2 separate regions of the Homo sapiens genome follow, and region 2 is linked to region 1. Evidence: chromatin contacts called from ENCODE Hi-C or POLR2A ChIA-PET data. All regions are on one chromosome and are shown on one strand. The core of a region is the stretch at or near the end of the contact, and the rest is flanking DNA. Distances in the headings are between cores, read along the strand shown.

Region 1 (2,691 bases), core at 75-2,574:
CCTGTCCCTAGATGTCTGAGCCAAATGACCATGCCAGATACACTAGACATAGACTTTGTGCCTTGGGAGATGGGTTGGACTCTAAGGTCCCTCTATGATCTTGTGAGCATCCAGCTGCTACTTCCTCTGCTGATTAGTCCTGTATTTTAGGTTTGTGTGTGTTTGTTTTTATTTTGGCTCCATTGTGACTCTCACTTACCGTCATTATATCTGCCTCTGAAGTCCTCTAAGCCCCTTCTAATGTGTTGCTCCAAAAGTTTATAGCCTGGGCATGATACCTGTGTCAATCAAGTTAACTAAGATTTACTGTCTATAGGAGAATGGCATAGAGGTGGGCACCACAGGGCTCTCCGGTGAAGTAGAAAGCATGGGTTGGATATTGGGGATTGGGAACAAACAGCTCTCCAGGAGGCCCAGGGTTAGGGTGTACTTCAGGAAGTAATTGCATGTGCTCTTTGTCTCTATCCTTTCCCCAGCACACACACTGGCACACACTCACACACTCACATACACACTCCTACACACCCACTCATACATACACATACACACACTCATATGCACTAATGCACATTCACACACTCATACACACGCTCACACACTCATACACACACTCATACACACATGTTCACACATACACACTCACACACTCATACACATACACTCATACACACGCTCACATATACATACACTTACTCACACACATACACATGCTTAGATATACGTACACTCACACACACTCATACACTCATACACATGCCCACACTCATACACATACACATACACACATACACTCACATATACACACTCATGCACACATACACTCATACACACTTATATACCCATATACACATATATACTCTCACACACTCATACACACATTCTCACACACGCATACACACATAAACTCATACACGCTCACACACATACACTTATACACACACATCATACACACACACATTCACATACACACTCATACCCTCACACACATTCACACTCACATATACACAAATACACACTCACATATACACACACATACACACACTTTCACATACACACTCACACACACTCTCACCTGGGCCCAGCCAGCGGTCTCTGGCCCTGCGCTGCAGGCCTCGGGCTGGTGTCACTCAGCTTCCAGCTCCCGCAGGGGCAGGAGAGGAGTACAGGCTGCGCCCGCTGGGATAACCCGCAGCCGCTGCCGCCTGGTGCCGCCGGAGTCGGCTGTCATCAATCCGCTTCCCTGCTGGCTCCTGATCTTTCTGACCCGCCAGATTCCTGCCCTCTGACTCGTTACCCTGACTTTCTCTGTTTGAGTAAGCCTGGGGGCATTTCATAAAGCACTCTCAGCTCTGCCTTTCCCATCTCTCCTCGCCATGGAGGCTGACCGGTCCTCTGCATGCGGGCCCGTGGGCATGTGGGCTGGACATCCAGCTGGCCACCTGCCTGAACCCCAGGCTGCCCTCACCCTCAGCCACCCAGACGCAGCCCCAGGGCTGAGCTCCACACTGGGCCTTCAGTGGGAGCCTACAGACCTTGCAGCCTTTCGAGACCAAGCTAATGTTTCTGGGGGGAAGAGCAGCTCCCTGTGAACCACCACCTGACCAGCAGCCCCTTGGCTCGTGGCTCAGAGCCCAGACCCTTGCCTCAGCTTCCCCATCTGGGTAGTTCATACAGTCCCAAAGAAGAAACTGGGCAGGGGTGGTGGCGGTTATGAATCAGTGTCTCCAGTCATGCAGGAGTTGGGCCAGCTTCTGGGTCATGCCAGCACCCATCTGGGTCTCTCTACTTTAGACTTCTCTAGGGCAGGATTTGCAAAGAATGTTTTTTTAAGCAATGAAACCTTTTCTTTAAACCAAATCTTAGAAGACTCAATATATAAAACAGATGGAACCAGGAATGCAAATCAGGTGATGAGAAGGGTGTCTGAGCCCCTGCTAGGGGCTTACCCGGCAGAAACAGCATTCCTGCCCCCAGGGAAGGTGGAAAGGAGACACTGCTGGCTTGGCTGTGCTGCTTGGACACTAACTGGAATGGAGTCCTGTGGGGCTTCAGCCCTGGCAGGGCTTAGCTTAGCACTGAGCGGGAGCCAGGCCAGGTATCTGCTCCCAGGGTTCAGAGAATTTCACTGCAAAATTGTTCAGATGAGGCTGGGCACAGTGGCTCACACCTGTAATCCCAGCACTTTGGGAGGCCAAGGTGGGAGGATCACAAGGTCAGGCGTTGAAGACCAGCCTGGCCAACATGGCGAAACCCCGTCTCTACTGAAAATACAAAATTAGCCGGACACAATGGTGGGTGCCTGTAGTCATAGCTACCGGGAAGGCTGAGGCAGGAGAATCATTTAAACCTGTAAGGCCAAGGTTGCAGTGAGCCGAGATCAGGCTACTACACTCCAGCCTGGGCAACAGAGTGAGACTCTGTCTCAAAAAATATATAAAATAAAAAACACATAATTAAAAAAAAATAAGAGCCCACCTGCATTATCTTATGTGTAAAGCCCATGTCACAGCAGATTAAATTAGCTATGTAGCATCACTGTGGCCCTTAAAAAATTGGTGACAGAGGTACAGAGGTTCATTAGCTTGTCCAATAGCAGGTAACTCATCTGAACTTCAGAGCCCAAGATTGCTATAGCTATTCCTTGTCAAGGGGACCTCCTTGAGCCCATCTTTCCTAAAACACAGTCCAGAA
Region 2 (2,691 bases), core at 77-2,576, 60 kb before region 1:
GCTGGGTGTGATGGTGGGCGCCTGTAATCCCAGCTACTCGGGAGGCTGAGGCAGGAGAATCACTTGAACCCAGGAGGTGGAGGCTACAGTAAGCCGAGATCACGTCACTGCACTCCAGCCTGGGCAACAGCAGTCTCAAAAAAATAAAAAATAAATAAAATAAAAAAGAGCCCTGAAGGGATTAAACACCACTCCAACATGACATTGAAAGAAACAAGGCCCTCCTTTTGCCTTATGTCCAAATCTGAGATAATTTTTCTTAACAGCCAAATCCCTGTCTGCTAAAATGAACCACAGCAGGAATGGTACCACATGACTCTGGCCTGGCCACAGCCTATGTCACAACTTTCCTAACCCAGTCTTCTCAGCTTATCCACCAACTATTGGGTGTTGGAACATCCTCAAGTCTCCCCATCAAACTAGGCAGCAAAGTCTACCATTTTGTGGCCACCATGTTTGTCGCTGCTCATGCCAAGGAAGCGAAAGCTGATCTACAGAGAAAAAGCAGCAGGGATCAAATATGGAAAAAGAAGCAGAGTCCAGATGACCAAGCGAGAGAGAGTCAGAGAGAGAAAAGTGAGGATGAAATAACCTCTTGAATAGGTTTTTGAAGGTTTTGCACTCACTTCGTGGTTCCAGGCCTTCACGTAGCTCTGGCTGTAGTTCTTGGCCTTGGGTTTTGTGTGATACTCCAGGACTCTTCCAATAAATTCCCTTTTATGCTTAAAGGAAGTTAAGTGAATTTTGAAAACTAACAAGTCTGGGTACAGTGGCTCATGCCTGTAATCCCAGCACTTTGGGAGGCCAAGGAGGGCAGATCACTTGAGGCCAGGAGTTCGAGACCAGCCTGGCCAACATGGCAAAACCCTGTCTCTACTAAAAATCAAAAAAATTAGCCGGGCGTGGTAGCACGCACCTGTAATCCCAGCTACTCGGGAGGCTGAAGCACAAGAATCACTTGTACCCGGAAGGCAGAGGTTGCAGTGAGCCGAGATTGTGCCACTGCACTCCAGCCTTGGGGATAGAGTGAGACTCTGCCTCAAAAACAAACAAGAATAAGCCACAATTTGAAAGCCCAGAGACGTCAAGACAGAGAACAACGAGAGTTATCTTTCTGATTAACACAGCTCCACAAGTCCAGGTGCAAGACCCCCTTGATATGTCAGAAAACATCAGTTCTTATGAGGTTCCTGTTAACCAAGGGTAAGGCTACTCTGCTATGCAGGAAGTGCCACACAGTAGACAGTTAATTAGGACTTGCTTTGAGCCAAGAACGCCACTGGGCTGAGATCATGAATTTATTTACACAACACACGTGGTAGATCCAGGAACATAGTCACATCTCTTTCCTGCTCCTTATTATGCATTTCATACAGGTTACTGCTGGTGTCTAACAGCCTGTGGTGTGTCCTCCATTGCTTCTATGGGTATAAAGCAAGCCAATTACATCTCCACAGCTTTTTAGCTTCATTTATCAGGTCAATTCAGAGGGGCGCAATTATGAAATTAAAACACCCACATTTTAGGTGGATATTTTTCACTTTTGTATTGAATATTTTTTTAAACGTTCAAGCTTTCAACACTAAACACTAGGATAGCTCTAGAAAGACCCAAGGAAAAGGAAAAGGGACCCACAGGGAGGCAGTGGTAAATAAATGGGAGGTGGCTGCAGATGGGAGGGTCCTTGCGAGGAAGAGGAGGTGGGGCAGAGAAAAAATAAATTGAACCTGATAATACTAGAACAAACAAGGGAAAGACAGATTTTACCAATTGTTTACCCTGTATAAATCTTTTTTAAATTATCTTGGTGCATGTGACAGCAAACAAGAAACAAGAAAGGGGCTTTTATGAAAAAGCTTTTTAGAATGTGTGAAAAAACAAAAGTTCTAGTTTTCCATCTCAGCTCTTTTGTGCAATCACATCAAATAGAAGCTCAGCAGGCCCGAGGGCCACTGCTGCTTCTAATTAAGGCCCCAAGGTAAGGCAGCACATTAGGGGGTATCATCCCAGCAAAACATAAATTCTACCTCTGTCTCTAGCAGCAGAAGGCCGATTTGGGCTCAGTATGCCGTGTTTGTTCTCAGCTTGCATTAGAAGTGGCAGGCCGCACCTGCCTTCCAGACACCCTACAAGCAAGTTTATTCTGACACTGATTCTCTTGTTCAAACAACTCAAAGCATGGCTAACAGATGGTAAACAGAGGAGGAGGGAGGAGCCAGGCATTCTTCCACTTTGTGTGTACTTTTGTGTGTGCGTGGATGAGGGGTGTTGTACCTAAAAGTTACTATTTCTTTCCTTTTCAAAAATAAGACCTCATCCATCACACAGGTGTCAACTCTGAAATTTTGGGGGCTGGTAGGGGGCCTTATTGCTGTCATATGTCTCAAAGAGAGTGGTTTTCCAACTGGAGTGATCATTAGACTCACCTGGTGGGCTTGTTAGACATTCAGATTACCAGCCACACCCTAGAGTTTCTGATTCAAGAGGTTCGAGAATCAGCATTTCTGACAATTTCCCAGGTGATGCTGGTGCTGCTGGTTCAGGGACCACACTTTGAGTATCATGGTTCTCAGACAATAAAGAGATAGAGAAAAAGCAAAGAAACATTAGCTAGGCCTCCAACCCAGACTTTTTGATTTTTTGAGAGACAGCTGGTAGACAAAAAAGAGACAGCTGTGTTTGAACGGGGGC

Evidence for each region. A loop is a pair of places that touch in the nucleus more often than their neighbours do. ChIA-PET counts read pairs that join two places held with the same protein, here RNA polymerase II (POLR2A). Pooled maps may share reads with other maps.
Region 2: a loop to region 1 is called in a map of PC-9, with 2.9 times the contacts of the local background. The contact joins two enhancer-like sites. A Hi-C loop is called at or near these places in 4 of 168 maps with a recorded cell type or tissue (PC-3, PC-9, aorta and 1 more) and 1 of 50 pooled maps. POLR2A ChIA-PET finds 5 or more read pairs at or near these places in 3 of 52 experiments (A673, HEK293T and PC-9).

Annotation. Positions count from the first base shown.
Region 1 is chr7:135,713,329-135,716,019 of GRCh38, reverse strand. All of the region lies in intron 2 of SLC13A4 (solute carrier family 13 member 4), which reads left to right. Among named protein-coding and RNA genes, the nearest start is that of SLC13A4, 14 kb to the left of the region's middle. RefSeq lists an enhancer at 549-1,415. Within about 2 kb of position 1,324, at least 5 of the 41 ENCODE cell types and tissues checked have a DNase peak (open chromatin) inside an H3K27ac peak, as active enhancers do; they include PC-9, where a contact is called at or near this core.
Region 2 is chr7:135,773,051-135,775,741 of GRCh38, reverse strand. No RefSeq gene overlaps it. Among named protein-coding and RNA genes, the nearest start is that of FAM180A, 26 kb to the right of the region's middle. Within about 2 kb of position 1,326, at least 5 of the 41 ENCODE cell types and tissues checked have a DNase peak (open chromatin) inside an H3K27ac peak, as active enhancers do; they include PC-9, where a contact is called at or near this core.